Linked DNA regions of Homo sapiens: region 1 is linked to region 2. A link is an interaction called in ENCODE POLR2A ChIA-PET data of the cell type or tissue named here. Cell type or tissue: A673. All regions are shown on one strand. Each heading gives the region's core, and the rest is flanking DNA. Links, peaks and the distances in the headings are about the cores only. Region 1 has its middle 11 kb from the start of PTPN13. Region 2 overlaps PTPN13 (protein tyrosine phosphatase non-receptor type 13).

Region 1 (13,489 bases), core at 4,701-7,200, 70 kb before region 2:
GGGAGGCGGAGCTTGCAGTGAGCCGAGATCGCGCCACTGTAGTCCAGCCTAGGGGACAGTGCGAGACTCCGTCCCAAAAAAAAAAAACAAAAAACCTATAATTGGTTAATTATTGTGAAATGTCTGAACACTAGACGAAGGTTTTAGGATAAAGATCCCAAACCTTCCACTGAGGGAAAACAATTTACATTTAAAAACTCAGGAACTAGAATGACAGACTTTTCAGCTGCAATTCTGAAAGTCCAGAGACAATAGAGCGCTGCTTTTAATATTTTGAGGTAAAAGAATTTCCAACATTATATTTAGTATAAATGCATTTTTAGGCCCACTATATTGGCTTACACATGTAATCGCAGCTCTTTGGGATGCCGAGGTGGGAGGGTTGTCTTTGAGCCCAGAGTTTGAGACAAGCTGAGCAATGTAGTGAGAACCCCCGCAACCACCCACCTCTACAAAAAATAATTGGCCGGATGTGATGGTGCACACTTGTAATACCAGCTGCTTGGGAGGCTGAGGTAGGAGGATTGCTTGAGCCTGGGAGGTTGAGACTGCAGTGAGCTGTGATCATGACACTGCACTCTAGTCTGGGTGACAGAGAAAGACCTTGTCTCAAAAAAATTTTTTTTAATTAAAAAGAAAGATGTATGCCATTAAATCAAAAGAGCAAACTAGAAGGAAAAGGACATAAGACTCAGAAATAAAGAATCAAACACACAATAAAGATAAAGAGAATCCCCAGAACAATGATACAAAGAAATTCCAGAATGACATCTATGCAGCAGGCCTAAAGAACAAGTACATATTAGAGTAGGAGAATGCAAAGCTCTAATAAGAAAGTCCCTGAAATGGAAAAATGTGTTTGTTTGCCAACCTTGTTGAGAGGAGATTTATGTTTCTGATAGTTTAGGGACATTTAAGCACACAGAAAACCAAGCAAGCAAACAAAAAAGGACAATTATTTACTCCAGAAGGAAAATAAAATAGCCCAAGAAAATTAATATAATCCAAATACTCTATGCAACTCAGTTTTGAGTAATTACGTGGTTGCAATCGTTATAAAGGCTGAATATTGACAAAATTGAAATTGAGATCATTGAATTGGAAAAACAGGGGCATGAAAGTCTAATGGATAAAACAGAGAAGAAAAATTTTAAATACCATTTTATTGAGTAAATATTTATAGAATATTTATTGTGGTCTAGGCAGTAAGTGCTTCACAAATACTATCCATGTAATCCTGATACTAGGATTAAGGTTAGTATTAATTCCAAGTCAATTGGAATTAAGGTTGGTATTATTAATACCTATATTAATAAGGTAGTAATTTCTAAGGTTGGTATTACTAATTCCAAGTTTGCTGATGAGCGAGCAAAAACACAGAAAATTTAGTTAATTTCCCCAAGATCAGTGGTTTTCAACTGGGGGTGATGTTGCTCCCAACCCCAGGGGACATTTGGCAATACCTAGAGACATTTTTAGTTGTTATAGCTGGGGTGGCAGTGCTGCTGGCATCTAGTGGGTAGAGGCCAGGGATGCTGCTAAACATCCTGTAGTGCACAGTACAGCTCCCTACCACAAATCATTATCTGGCACAAAATATCAATTGTGCTTTGGTTAAGAAATAATATCCAGAATGAAAAGGAATGGCAGTGGGAGAGCTGGGATTTAAATCCCAGCAGCTCTTGACCACCTTACTACTCTGCCTTTCAATAGCAGTCTAATGATGTTGTTTAGAAACATGAAGATAAAATCAGAAGAAAAAGCTGGAAGAATTAAAGTGGTTGCTTCTACAAAGACATAACCTGAGATGGAGAATAAAGGCCATAAACTATTATTGTGCTTTTGTGTGTTGTTTTTCACTGTTCTCTTAAAAGACCTGAAGCACTATTTGAATTGTAATATGCTTATTTTCAAAGGTTAAACTATTTGTGAACATTCAAATCATAGATAATTTTCAGCTTAATTATTGTTTTCCATATTTGAGAGTATTTATTAAAATGCAGTTTATAAGAGTTTTCTAGCAGCAAATATTTGTAATGAATGAAAAGAGGGAAAAAGTTTCATGGAGGAGAGAATAAGAGAACTTTTGTCTTGATTGACGTCTTGCACCTCAAGTTCCAACTTGTGACATAATGAAGCATTTTAAACAGAAAATCTTGAAGATTTTCTGTTTAAAAATCTGGAAGATAGATTACCAACTCTATCATTACATATATTAAAACATCAACATTAGAGGAACAGTGAAGTTGTTCAAGAAAACACTGGAAGTGAGTGAAATAAGGATGACACTTTTATTCTTAATAATTATTTTTAAGTTAATAAATGTGATATAATCTAAAAAGTCATATGGAAAAAACAAATCTAACTTGGAAATTCACCCAATATTTTCTGCCAGTGAGAATGTATCTTTAATTCAACAGGATATACGGCAAAGATAGGAAGAAAGATACAAAGTTTATGTTACTACTACAGCAGTACATTGGATCAGCAGATTATCCCACTCCTTAGCCTCAGAGAAAACAGAAGCCATCTACAAGAAACTTTCCTATCTCTGTTTCCTTACCCACATCTCCATTTTCCTTTCTCAGGTGTTTCTCTTTCTGTTTAAGGTACTTTTTGTTTTCTTTTGTTTTTTCTGACTAGGTAATTTCACATGTTTCAAAAAGTAAAAGATATCAGCATACAGTAAGAAGTCTTGAACCTGCTGCCATGCACATTTACCTCATTCTTCCCAGTTCTCTACAAATAACCATTTTTATAGTCTGAATCCTCTCAGTAATTCTTTATATAAATACAAGCAAATATGGATATGTGTATACACACACACACACACACACACACACACACACACACTTTCTTATATTTCCCATATGCACTCTTCTATGTCTTGCTTTATTTCACATAAAATGTTTTGGGATACAATTTAATATAGCAAAGTCTGGCCACCTTGAAGATACTTATCATTTAACAACTGAGAAAATTTAATTCCAGAGATTATATTTCCATTAAAAATATTAACCACCATAATAATTACTGGACAATTTTTAAGTTTTTCACTTCTCAGATACACTAAAAGAAAAATATTTTTAAAATCAGATGTATGTTTTCTATGTTTTAGATTTTTCTTTTTAAGAGACAGGGTCTTGCTCTGTCACCCAGGCTGGAGTGCATTGGCACGATCACAGCTCACTGTAACCTCAAACTCCTAGGCTCAAGTGATCCTCCCACCTCAGCCTCCCAAGTAGTTGGGACTACAAATGCCTGCCACCACACGGACTAATTATTTTTATTTTTTGTAGATAGAGGTCTTGCTGTGTTGCCCAGGTTGCTCTTGAACTCTGGATTTCAAGTGATCCTCCTGCCTCCCAAAGTGCTGGGATTACCAGTGTGAGACACCGTCCGTGGCCTGTTTTTATGAGTTACTAGTTAAGCCAACTTAAAGAAAAAGTGTACTTTAGCAAGCAGTATGTTTGGAAACAAATTAATAATTAGACTAAATACCCTTTGTATAAAAGTTGGCCGGACGCTGTGGCTCACACCTGTAATCCCAGCACTTTGGGAGACCAAGGTGAGTGGATCACTTGAGGTCAGGAGTTTGAGATCAGCCTGATCAACATGGCAAAACCCCGCTCCTACTAAACATACAAAAATTAGCCGGGCATGGTGGCGTACATCTGTAGTCCCAGCTACTTGGGAGGCTGAGGCAGGAGAATTGCTTGAAGCCAGGAGGCAGAGGTTGCAGTGAGCTGAGATCAGGCCACTGCATTCCAGCCTGTGCGACAGAGCGAGACTCCACCTCAGAAAAAAAAAAGTAAATCAGTGGTCTTAATGTTCTTACTTTGCCTTAATTTTGCATCATTTTCTGTACTTCTAAATTTTAAATATGCAACTTTATCAAATATTTTAATTTCTCTATTTAAAAAAATCCTGAGATAGTCAAAGATCATTTTTCAAATGCTAAAAACCTAAATAATCACATTGAAATCAATTTTTTTCTAGCAAGATTTTAATGGGAGCTAAGGGGCTTGAGATTGTATAAATAAACCCTCCCTTCTACTCCATGCAACATGGATAACTCATGTGGACACACATTTCTTTGAATGGAGCTCAGAATGTGGAGTTGGTAGAGGAGAGAAAGAAAAATGTAACACATGACAACTGTACACCAAGTTAACCCCAACATATCTCTACTTCCTGCGGATAAACAGCCTGATTTGACCTGGAGTTGTGAAATCAAAGGAAGGTGAGAGTTTCTCTGTGGCCCTTCCAAGATTCTCCCAGAGTGCAAAGCCTACCCTAATGCCACAGGAGAATCCTATTTTATAGTCAGTTGTCTTTGAATAAATGGTGTTTTGCTTCAATTCTAAATGAATATTATCTTTTGGGTACATATTAAATTAGTTTCCTGTCTTCTATTTCAAGTGAAAAATTACTTTGCATTTTATGGATTCAACTTATTGCCAGAACTGCTAGAATTGTACTAGCAGACAATCAGAGGGTTTTGCACCATGTCTATTTGACTTTCTTATGGCATATGGACATACCCTTGTCTGAAATTTAAAAAAAAAAATACAGAAAAAAATGGAAAGATCAGCTCTATTCCCTAAAACAGGAAGAGAAATAATTTCAACACATATAAAATAATAAAAGTAAATTCAATATCTATTGAATAACTACCATAGGCAAAGCAATGCAACCTTCTAAAGGTTGAAATTAGTAATGTGTTACTAGAAATATAATAAAAATGTCAAATACAAATTATATTAGTGCTGTAATAAAATTAAGTCGAGATTCTTCAAAATTATATATGTTCACAAGCACAAAAATAACAAAGAAAAATGGTAAGCATGTTGTCAAAATGCAATCGATGATATTTCAATCATGCCACATTTCCCCAGCAGGTGTTCTATTTAAAGAAATTTGTTATATTTATTCTGGTTGTTTTGTATAACTAAGCTATCTTTTTTTTTCAGTTATTGTGTGTGTGTGTGTGTGTGTGTGTGTGTGTGTGTTATTTTGGTGAAGATGAAGTATAAGAACTCTAAATTCTTTATACAACCTCTATGTATCTTTGAATAGACTATCAATTTTTAAAAACATTATTAATTGGACACACCAACTGAGCTGTATGTTCTTATGTGTTATTTGCTGGCACTGATAAGTTTCTGGAAATTAGTAAAACACTTTAAGCTATATATATTATATATATATATATATATATATATATATATATATATATATATATATATTCTAATACTGCAGAGGCATGTGAATCAAGTGGTTTGCACAACTGATGTCCAAACAGGAACTTATTTTTTGTTAAAATATCATTTATCAGGTGCCAAGTGTAATAGGAATTCTCAGGAGCTTCATACTGAATCTACAGGCTTTTTTCTTTGTCTTCAAAAGTACAAGAAATCGTTTATTGTTTGTAATCTGTAAAAGTGAAAGTAACAGCAAATATAAAACGCATTTAGGAAAACAGAAAAAGTAAGCCAAATGTAATCTCTAACTCTTTCAAAATTAAAAATCCCTTTTGAGAAGAAGAAATTTGTAAGTACAAGGCAAATTTGCTAATACGTTTTTGTTTACTTTGTTATAAGTTCAGTATAAAATTAGCATAATTTCCAAGTACTAGATACCATATTACTAATATAAATACATGCTATTTAGAAAGTGATTACTATAGTAGTTTGAAACAGACAAAATCAAGCAAGGGTTTTTGCACATATCTTGCAAATATAAACTTAGAACCTTGATTTTACCAAAATTATACGAACCTTATCTTTATTCATGATCATATCAAATAACTACCTTGGCTCTTTGCCCTCCCAAAACAGGCCTCCTTTTCCTTAAAGCTATTCCATTTACTTGGCTTAATCTATAACTAGAGCAAGACTGAAATAATCATCTATGTCATCTAAAAAAACCACTTACACAAACGACACTGTGGGAAAAGAGAGAGGCAGTGGCCTGGCACTGATGACTGTCAAACAGGAATTGGGAACTAAACCAATGAGCCCTCAAAGACTGGTAATTTGATAGGACACTTTCTATAGTAGCTGAGAAAACAATGATACTTTACATAAAATTTAATCTTTTATAAGATTTTTGCATTTTAGTTGATAATTTATATTTTTATCTTACTACTGTGGTTATATTTGAATGTGTTATTAATATAATTAGGTGATATAAATAAAATTAACATATTATTTTATGAAAATATTATTGTATTATTCAAAAACCAAATAATCATTTAAAATTTTTTGTTAAATTGAAATAGCTCATAAAGATCTTTCTTATTTAATTAGTGATTGATGGAAAAACTTATTGTTACTACATCCAAATAACCTGTTCACCCTACCCTCACCACCCAGTGAACACTAACTCTGTCTGTAGTACCCCCATGTAGTACAGTACCTAAAGTACCTAAGTAGTTTACTTAGGTAGTACAGTTACCTAAGTAAACTAACATATATTTTCTTTTCTTTTTTTTTGTATTTTTAGTAGAGACGTGGTTTCACTGTATCAGCCAGGATGGTCTCGATTGCCTGGCCTTGTGATCTGCCCGCCTCGGCCTCCCAAAGTGCTGGGATTACAGGCGTGAGTCACCACGCCTGGCCCCCATATATTTTCAATCCCTTCATCTCATGCCTACCTTTTCTAGAAGCTAGAAAAGCTATGTACTTGCTTCCTTGCTTTCCTTGCAATCAGAAGTGGTCATAAGACATAATTCCGGCCATCAATATGTAGGTGAAAGAATACTAGAGAGAAGTCTTTTGGGGGAAAGTCAGTTTTTCTACATTAAAAAAACGCAGTTTTCCATCATTCTTTTTCGGTCTTGAAAGAGGATCGAATGTGTGGAATTGCTGCAGTCCTGTTATGACTTTAAGAGGAAGGTAAAGATAATTGCAGTGATCCTGGATTGGATATTGTTGAGCTACTGCACTGTCAGAAGCAGTTGCCTATTACCTGGTTTCTAATGTGAGAAAATAACCCTTTCTGTTTAAGCCACTGCTTATCAGATACTCTGTTACTTGGGGCCAATAGTCTTTCTGATGCACTGCCCTAAAAGAGTTCATATTCTGAGAAAAATATGATCACATGCCCAAAGTAGGTAACAGTGCTTTAAATAAAAGATATCTTTTATCTTATCTAAATTGAGGTACCCACCTTCCACCCCCTTGTAATATCCTGATTATCAGAGTCTAGCTATTTGCTGAAAGAAAGGGCTGGTGATTTCTCAAAGAAAGGGCTGGTGAATGAATTTATGCATAGATGTGTTTTACTTTTGGTTAAAAGACAGGTAATGAATGTATGAATGTGTGTGAGTGTGTGTATGTCTGTGTGTGTGCATGCATGGGTGTATGTAGGGTGATAATCCATATAAAATAGTTAATTTTATTAGAGACTTTGTGATATAGTGAACCCAACTGGTGCTGCTTCAAGAACCAACTGACAAAGTATGGCACAGTGGTGGCCTCACTTCTGCAGTTAAGCCCAGCCCAGCTCTAGCTCTTTGGTAGGCAGTTTGGGAATCACTGAGAGACAATCCCTACAACATCAAGATTAATTCTGTCACAGAGGGTATAAGCAGCAGCAGACGTGTCAGGAAACTCTACAGTAAGTGACACTCAGGTATTAAACTTTTAGGAGGTCTAAGTGGAAAAACAAAGGAAGTTTACAGAGCATATATTAATATGTCTTGAAAAATCCTGGAAATATTGGGAGTGGTAAGAAATTTTGGGGAGTATGGAGTTCCTACGAGAGGGTCTCACTCTGTCACCAGGCTGGAGTGCAGTGGCACCATCACAGATCACAGAAGCCTCCACCTTCCAGGCTCAAGCAATCCTCCCATCTCAGCCTCCCAAGTTGCTGGGACTATAGGTGCACACCACTACACCTGACTAATTTTTAAAATTTTTTGTAGAGATGGGGTCTACAGGCTGTTGCCCAGGCTGATCTCAAACTCCTGGGTTCAAGTGATCCTCCCACTTAGCCTCCCAAAGTGCTGAGTTTACAAGTGTGATCCACCTTGCCTGGCCTAAATTTGCATTATTAATGTAACTGGAATCTAGTTTGTAGACAAACTGACAGGGTTATGAAGAAGGTGATTTTTGGTTAACAGATACTTTAACTCTTCACCCAATTCAAGCTGCTATTGGTGAAGAGAAGCTTGAAGCTGCTATTGAGAAGACTTTTATCCAATAAAAGTCTTGGATTAAAAGTCCAAGACAGTAGCTCAATAATATCCAATCCAGGACTTTTATCTAACACTTTTATCCAACTTTTAATCCAATTCAAGCTGCTATTGAGAAGACTTTCCCATTAAGAGAACTGGACCGGAGAAAGGAAGATTATTCAAACAAGAAAGCAAGAGAATGCTTATTGAAAGCCGAGTAACTGGAGTATATTCTTTGATTAAAGGCAGTAGAGTTTATACTTCTTTAGGTTCATATTAATGGTATACCGTAATAACCATATCATTAGAAGGGTAAAAAGTCTTATTTCCCCCTCCACACTCCAAGACTCTGTATGCAGTAGTAATCTCTCTTCATTTTTTAAAAATGAAATTGAATGCTATGGAAAGACAAATCATTGCCACAAATTACTATGGGCAAGAAAACTGGAATATATTACAAAAATATATTTAATGGAAGCATTCTAAACTCATTGTTTCACAAGTGTCCTCAAGCTATATGTTCCCTTTAACAAAAACTAAAACAAAAAACTGTTGGTTTTGCATTATGGAAAGTGTTTATGTAAATAAGACAATCTAGAACTCCCAACAGTAGATCGATGGTCAAAAGGCCTTGGCCCAGCATCCAAAGACTGGCTAATGAATGCATAACGGTAGGTTTTTAGTGAAAATATAATGCTTACATCATATATGTATAATATTTTATAGTTCTCTACTTTAACTTTTTAGAATAGCTGAAGAACTACTCATCCTAATCGTTTCAGCTCTCTAAGACAAATTTCCCCTCTTCATGTTGTTGAATGTGGCAGGTTCCCCTTTTAATATGAATATCGTAAGTCTGGGTTTGGCTCTAGATTAATAACTAGTCTCTGTAGATATGACCATTTTCCTCCTAAGTTTTCTACTAGACATTATAGGGGGAGATGTAAAAATCAAGACAATCGACTTAAAAAAATTATTTTCAAGTGATGCCTGTTTAAATTAAATGCTCTAATTCCACCTAACAAAGCCTTTAATTATCAATTTTCTTGCACAGCAGCTCACTCCCATCAGACAATATGAAATCACACTCTTTAAGACAGAAGATAAACTAGAAAGCTTAACTTCTGTCTTGGTCTTCATTTCTGGGAACACTTTTACAAATCAAGATTAGCAGCCATGAACCCTAAGGCAAGTCCCTGTGGGTCAGGATTAGAGCATATTCACATTAAATTACTTAGTATATGTTCTAACATGGCTAAGTTTCAAAAATACAGAAGGGTTATGCTTATTTGCCATATTCCCTTCAACCAAACTGAATAGGCAGTTACATAACTTGCCAGGACAAGTAGTAGAAATGAGTCAGAGACAGGACCAACCCTAGTAAAAATTGTGAATTAGGCAGTTTGACTTCAGTGCCACACCCCTTTAGTACTACATATACTTCCTTGATCCCCTCCCTTGGTATCATCAGCCCCGAGGGCCACCCTCATACCACATACCTCTCCCCCACCAAATTCCTCTCTCTGTCTTTCACTCATCATCGAAACTGGCTTCCCCTCTTTCCTACTTCCCCTTCGTTAATTTGAATTTGCAGCTCCAGTATCTCTCTCCTTTAGGGTTTAAAATGACAACTAACTAATCTGATAAACCAATCCACATTAACGTGTGAAGAGAGAAAGCTAGAAAATAAAGTGAATTTTAACTATGACTTTCTAAAGATAAAACCTTTGCAGTTTAACTCATTAATAACTAAAAGTGAGAATTTCTAGCCAAAAAATTTAGGTGAGGGAAATGTTTTGGTTCGGGTAGAGCCTTGAAGCACCTGGAAAATCAAGTAAGAATAGATGGTTGCTTTTATGGTGTAGCCAGCTCTAATAAGTGTAACTGACTAGCCCTGGTCAGTTTGGGGCCAGTAGGGGAAAACGGGAAATAAGCTAAATATACAAAAGAAGTTCATTTGCAAAGAAAAGTGGAAGTTACAGGAGCACCACAATTAAATTTTTCTGTCTTAGTATTTCATAGATCTAGCGAGTCCTGGTGCCTGTAAATATTTTCCAAAGTTTCTCTTCAGAACGAAAAAATTAAGTCCAAAAATTATCTCAAGCCTAAAATATCCAGCAATTCCAAAAACCTGTAAAGCTTTTTGTTGTTTGGCTTTAAAAAATAGTGGCCTAAAGCTTACAGTTTTCATGCATATATTGTATTTGCTCCTGCTGAATATTGAAAAAACATTACAGGCTATCATGTGTGGAACATATTCGCTATTCTTATTTCCTTCACTTTACAAATGAGGAAGATACTCAAAGAAGTTAAGTGGCTTGCCAAGATTTGTACTTAGGTTTTCTGAGTGCAAACGCTGTGTTCTTTTCAATGTACTTTGTCCCAGTGTTTAGTTATCTCTGTCATTTCTGTCATGTGACTCTGCATCCTAGGGGAATTCTCAAATTTTAAAGAGCGTTCAGCTACTACCAAAAGAAAATAACTTTTGTATTCAATGGACCTGAAGGTAATTCTAGTCCTATCTGGTTTCTATCACTGCATTTTTTTTCCCCAGCTAATTCTTGGTTCACTTGGAAGTGTTAGTATTGCCTCACAAAGTCTTCCTTAAGCACTGTCAGAATTTGTGCTTCAATTATCTGCTCATGTTTTAGTGGATTACTTATCTTGCTTCTGCTTCTCACCTGGGCAACGTTCCCATCACAGCTCTTACTCTGTAAGCAAGAAAGGATAATATGCTCCTGGGCTTAAAGTAGGGAAAAACACTAACATAGTTGGTACAAGCCAGAATGCAAATATTTCACATTGAGATGAACACAAGAAGCCAGCTGGGAAAACATTGCTATTTACAGATTTAGATTAGCCCAGAATTCATTTCAGCCTTTGAGGTAAAAGGTGGCATTTAAAAATCACTGGCATTTAAAACACACACTCTTAACACTTTGGAGAGATATAGACCCCTTTGTGAATTTGTCAAAAAATTATGGATGAAGCTGGGTGTGGCAATGCGTGCCTCTAGTCCCAGCTACTTGGTAGGCTGAGGCTGTAGATTCACTTGAGCCCAGGAGTTTGAGGCCGCTGTGTAGTATGGCTGTGCCTGTGAATAGCCACTGCACTCCAGCCTGAGCAAGAGAGCAAGACCCATCTTTTAAAAGGAGAAAAAAAGTATGGACATTTTCCCTAGAAAAAAGCACAATCACACATACCTGGAATACAGTCTGGGGGCTCCATTATGTGGTTGTCCATGGGTCCAACATAAAATACTGGAATACAGTCTGGGGGCTCCATTATGTGGTTGTTCATGGGTCCAACATAAAATATTCTTGAGTTAGAGTGTGTCATGAGTACGGTCCCAAAGTGATGAACAACCCATATGCCACTTAAAGGCCAATATTTATTATGGCCAGCTTTCTAATTTCCTTAGTAGTAGCAGCAATAAATGATGTGGATCTTTTATAACAAAAGTAACATATGGTTGTAAAGATTTTTTTTAATTTCAGAAATGCAATGTTTTCCGTAATTATAATCCTCAAACAGTTAACAGAAAAATATCTCCATATATATTTATAGATATAGGTATTTTTAAACAGAAATCAGATCATACTATATGGCAACTTGATTCTGTTGCTAGATCATATATATTGGTTTACCAGAGTTTAATCATTCTGTTAGCATGGACATTTATTTTGTTTTTGATTTTATAACTATCAACAATAAGGCAATGAATATCCTTGATCACATATCTGGTCATGTATATAAATATATGTAGGATAAATTTCTGAAGTAGAATAAATTAAAGGATACAAACATAAATTGTGAAAGACATTGAAATTGTACTTCCAAATGGAATAAACTAACCTATGATCTTTCTATTACTTACAGAAACTTTTTATTATATTTTATGTAGTAAAATGTACAAATTATTTTAAGTTTTTGGTTTTTATCACGTGTAGAAACAAGACTCAAATGCTCTAAATAAATTCACTCATACCTCCTTCTAGTATGTTATGACTCAGATTTTTATATGGAAATCTAAATGTTATTAAACAGAAAAGAGCTTAAGGGTAGATCCTAGAACATACAGGAATTTGAATATGATACAGAGAGGATTTCGTTTCTGTGGGGGGAAAGCTGAATTATTAGGTAAAGATGTGGGGACAAAGGGGTCGCTGCTGCTACCACCAAAATAAATTCCATATGGATGAAAGAATAAAATGTGAAAAACAAAGCCATAAAAATTTTAAAAGAAAATATGGGAGAATATTTTTGGTAACAGAAAAAAAAATGGCTTTTAAGCAGAGAAAAATATCCTCAAATAGAATAGAAAATTATAACTGTAATGAGATATCATTTTACATCTATTAGACTGGGAAAGATAAAAACAGTTTGATAATGCTGTATTGGTGAAGATGTGGGGAAACACAGTATGCTATCAAACTTTCCGTCTTTGTTAGGATGACTGGAACTTGTACCACTTATCTGGAAGGCAGCCCGGTTTTGTCTATCAAAATGTAAAATGTGAGCGGGCACAATGGTCCAACGCCTGTAATCCCAGCACTTTCGGAGGCCGAGGCGGGTGGATCACCTGAGGTCAGGAGTTGGAGACCAGCCTGGCCAACATGGTGAAACCCCATCTCTACTAAAAATACAAAAATTAGCCGGGCGTGGTGGCTTGTGCCTGTAATCCCAGCTATTCGGGAGGCTGAGGCAGGAGAATCGCTTGAACCCAGGAGGCGGAGGTTGTAGTGAGACGAGATTGCGCCATTGCACTCCAGCCAGTGTGACAAGAGCAAAACTCCGTCTCAAAAAAAAAAAAAGTAAAGTAAAATGTTCTTTAATCTAGCAATTTTACTTCTAGAAGCTAAACCTACAGATGTACACCACATGTAAGCCAGAATCGTTTACAAAGAGATATATTTCAACTTGAAACCCCGTCTCTACTAAAAATACAAAAAATTAGCTGGGCATGGTGGCAGGCGCCTATAGTCCCAGCTACTCGGGAGGCTGAGGCAGGAGAATGGCGTGAACCCGGCAGGCAGAGCTTGCAGTGAGCCGAGATCGCGCCACTGCACTCCAGCCTGGGCTACAGAGCAAGACTCCATCTTAAAAAAAAAAAAAAAAGGGAATAGCAAAGACTTGGAAATAACGTATATGCTCATTGAAAAGTGAGGAGTTAAATAAATTATGCTACATCTAAGCAAGAGAATACTACACAGCCTTTCAAAAGAACTAGGCTCATCTAAAGCATCTGATAACAGAAATAAAATACATATTATGAAGTTAAAAAATCAATATACTAGATGAGTAATA
Region 2 (2,500 bases), core at 1-2,500:
TTCTAGGAATTGATCCATTTCTTCTAGGTTTTCCAATTTATTGGGATATTGTTTCTCCTAATAGTCTCTAATGATCCTTTGAATTTCTGTGATATCAGTTGTAATGTCCCCTTTTTCATCTCTGCTTTTATTTAATTGGGTCTTGTCTCTTTTTTTCTTACCTTGGCTAAAAGTTTTTCAATTTTGTTTATCTTTTCAAAAAACCAATTAGCCAGATGCAGTGGCACACATCTGTAGTCCAAGCTACACAGGAGGCTGAGGCAGGAGAATTGGATCAGCCGAGACTAGGAGTTTGAGGCTTCAGTGCACTATGATCACACCTGTGAATAGCCACTGTATTCTAGCTTGGGCAACATAGTGATGAACCATCTGTTAAAAACAAAAAACAAAAAAATCCAGTTTTTTTGTTTGGTTGATCTTTTGTATTTTTTTAATCTCAATTTTAATAATTTTTGCTCTGATCTTTCTTTTCTTCTAATTTTGAGTTTGGTTTGCTATTGCTTTCTCTTTAAAAGTTATTTTAGTTATTATTTTTGATGGGTTTTTCTTTTAGTCTACTAAAATATGCATGATTTATATACAACAATTACAGTGTTAGAGTATTCTGTATTTTTTATGTACTTATTATCACTAGTGAATTTTATTCTGTCAGATGATTTCTTGTTGCTCATAAACATTCTTCCAGATTGAAGACCTCTCTTTAGCATTTTTTGTAAGGCACATCTAGTGCTACAAAATCCATCAGCTTTTGTTTGTCTGGGGAAGTCTTTATCTCTCCTTCATGTTTGAAGGATAATTTTGCTGGATATAATATTCTAGGTTGGAACAGTTTTTTCCTTCAGCATTTTGAATGGGTCATTCCATTTCCTCCTGGCCTATGAGGTGTCCAGTAGGAATTCTGCTGTCAGAAATGTCAGAGCTCCTTTATATGTTATTTGTATATTTTCTCTTGCTGCTTTTAGGATCCTTTCTTTATCCTTCTCCTTTGAGTTTGATAATTATATACCTTGAGGTAGTTGTATTTGGGTTAAATCTTCTTGGTGTTCTGTGATCTTTTCATACTTGGATATTCATACTGTAGGTTTGAAGAGTTCTCTGTAACTAAACTTTCTATTGCACTGTCTGTCTTTACATCCTCTTTAAGGCCAATAATTCTTAGATTTGCCCTTTTGAGGTTATTTTCCAGATCTCGTAGCCATGCTTTATTCTTTTTTATTCTTTCTTATTTTTCCCCCGACTGTGTATTTCCATATAGCCTGTTGTTGAGCTCATCAGTTTTTCCTTCTGCTTGATCAGTTCTGCTGTTGAGATTCTTTGATGATTTTTCAGTTTGTCATTTGAATTTTTCAGTTCCAGAATTTCTACTTGATTTTTAAAATTTTAATCTCTTAGTTAAATTTCTCTGATAGAATTCTGAATTCCTTCTCTTGTTTTCTTGATGTTCATTGAGTTTCCTCCAGACAGCTATTTTGAATTTCCTATCTGAAAGGAATACCTTCATCACTCCAAGATTGGTCACTAGTGCCTTATTTAGTCCATTTGGTGAAGTCATGTTTCCTTGTGTGTCCCTGATGCTTTCGGATGTTCATTGATGTCTGGGCATTGAAGAGTTAGGTATTTATTCCAGTCTTTGCAGTCTAGTCTTGTTTGTACCCAACTTTCTTGACAAGGCTTTCCATGAATTCAAAGGGGATTGAGTATTGTGATCTAAGCCTGCAATTACTGCAGCCATTTCAGCACTAGGGGGCGCCCTAAGCTCCGGAGCGCCTCAACTCTTTTTTTTTTTTTTGATTTTGTGTTTATTGTTTTTTATTAACCATTCACAGAAAAACATGCACCTAATATGCAACTTGAAAGTCCAGTTCACAACTCATGATTCAAAAAGCAGAAATTTCAAACCATTGTTTTCAGAAGTCCATAATATAAAATACTCCAAACATAAATTCAACATTGCATGCAGCAACTGGCCATTTGCTTCAAAAGAAGTGATCACAGTGTGTATATATTTAAAAAGAGAAACCTTTATTTGTATTATTTTTTAAAAAACTAAGAAGAAATACAACTTCAGAAAATCTTTTCCAGAATAAATATTTCTAGAAAATTGAAAAGTAACTAAAGACATTGAAAAGCAGAGCTTTATTAAGAAACATCTGTGGTGCAGATACGAATATTTAACTTAAAGCTGTGATGTGTACCTAAACTTCAATGCATAAAATGTAAAGTTTAACATATCAAAACTCCAGGATTTTTAGCTTTGGATCATCTTAAAACTATAAGATAGCTCTTATCACATTTAAAGCAGTGTGTAGAGGGAAATTTATAGCACTAAATGCCCACAAGAGAAAGCAGGAAAGATCTAAAATTGACACCCTAACATCACAATTAAAAGAACTAGAGAAGCAAGAGCAAACACATTCAAAAGCTAGCAGAAGGCAAGAAATAACTAAGACCAGAGCAGAACTGAAGGAGATAGACACACAAAAAAACCCTTCAAAAAAAT

Evidence for each region. ChIA-PET counts read pairs that join two places held together with the same protein. Peaks named below come from ENCODE experiments on the same cell type or tissue, not always from the same donor. Only the 100,000 strongest peaks of a DNase experiment are listed, where the experiment ranks them.
Region 1: POLR2A ChIA-PET joins it to region 2 with 5 read pairs; 4 of 35 experiments call an interaction of 5 or more read pairs at or near these places.

What each region holds. Positions count from the first base shown.
Region 1 is chr4:86,576,700-86,590,188 of GRCh38, forward strand. It overlaps a transcript of MAPK10 not described here. Among named protein-coding and RNA genes, the nearest start is that of PTPN13, 11 kb to the right of the region's middle. In A673, for the core only: no CTCF peak of the experiment used is centred there; a DNase peak (open chromatin) is centred at 5,962; H3K4me3 peaks cover 1,119 bases; H3K27ac peaks cover 635 bases.
Region 2 is chr4:86,651,721-86,654,220 of GRCh38, forward strand. The region is part of intron 2 of PTPN13 (protein tyrosine phosphatase non-receptor type 13); the gene reads left to right. Among named protein-coding and RNA genes, the nearest start is that of PTPN13, 59 kb to the left of the region's middle. In A673, for the core only: a CTCF peak has its summit at 1,721 (motif pointing right); no DNase peak of the experiment used is centred there.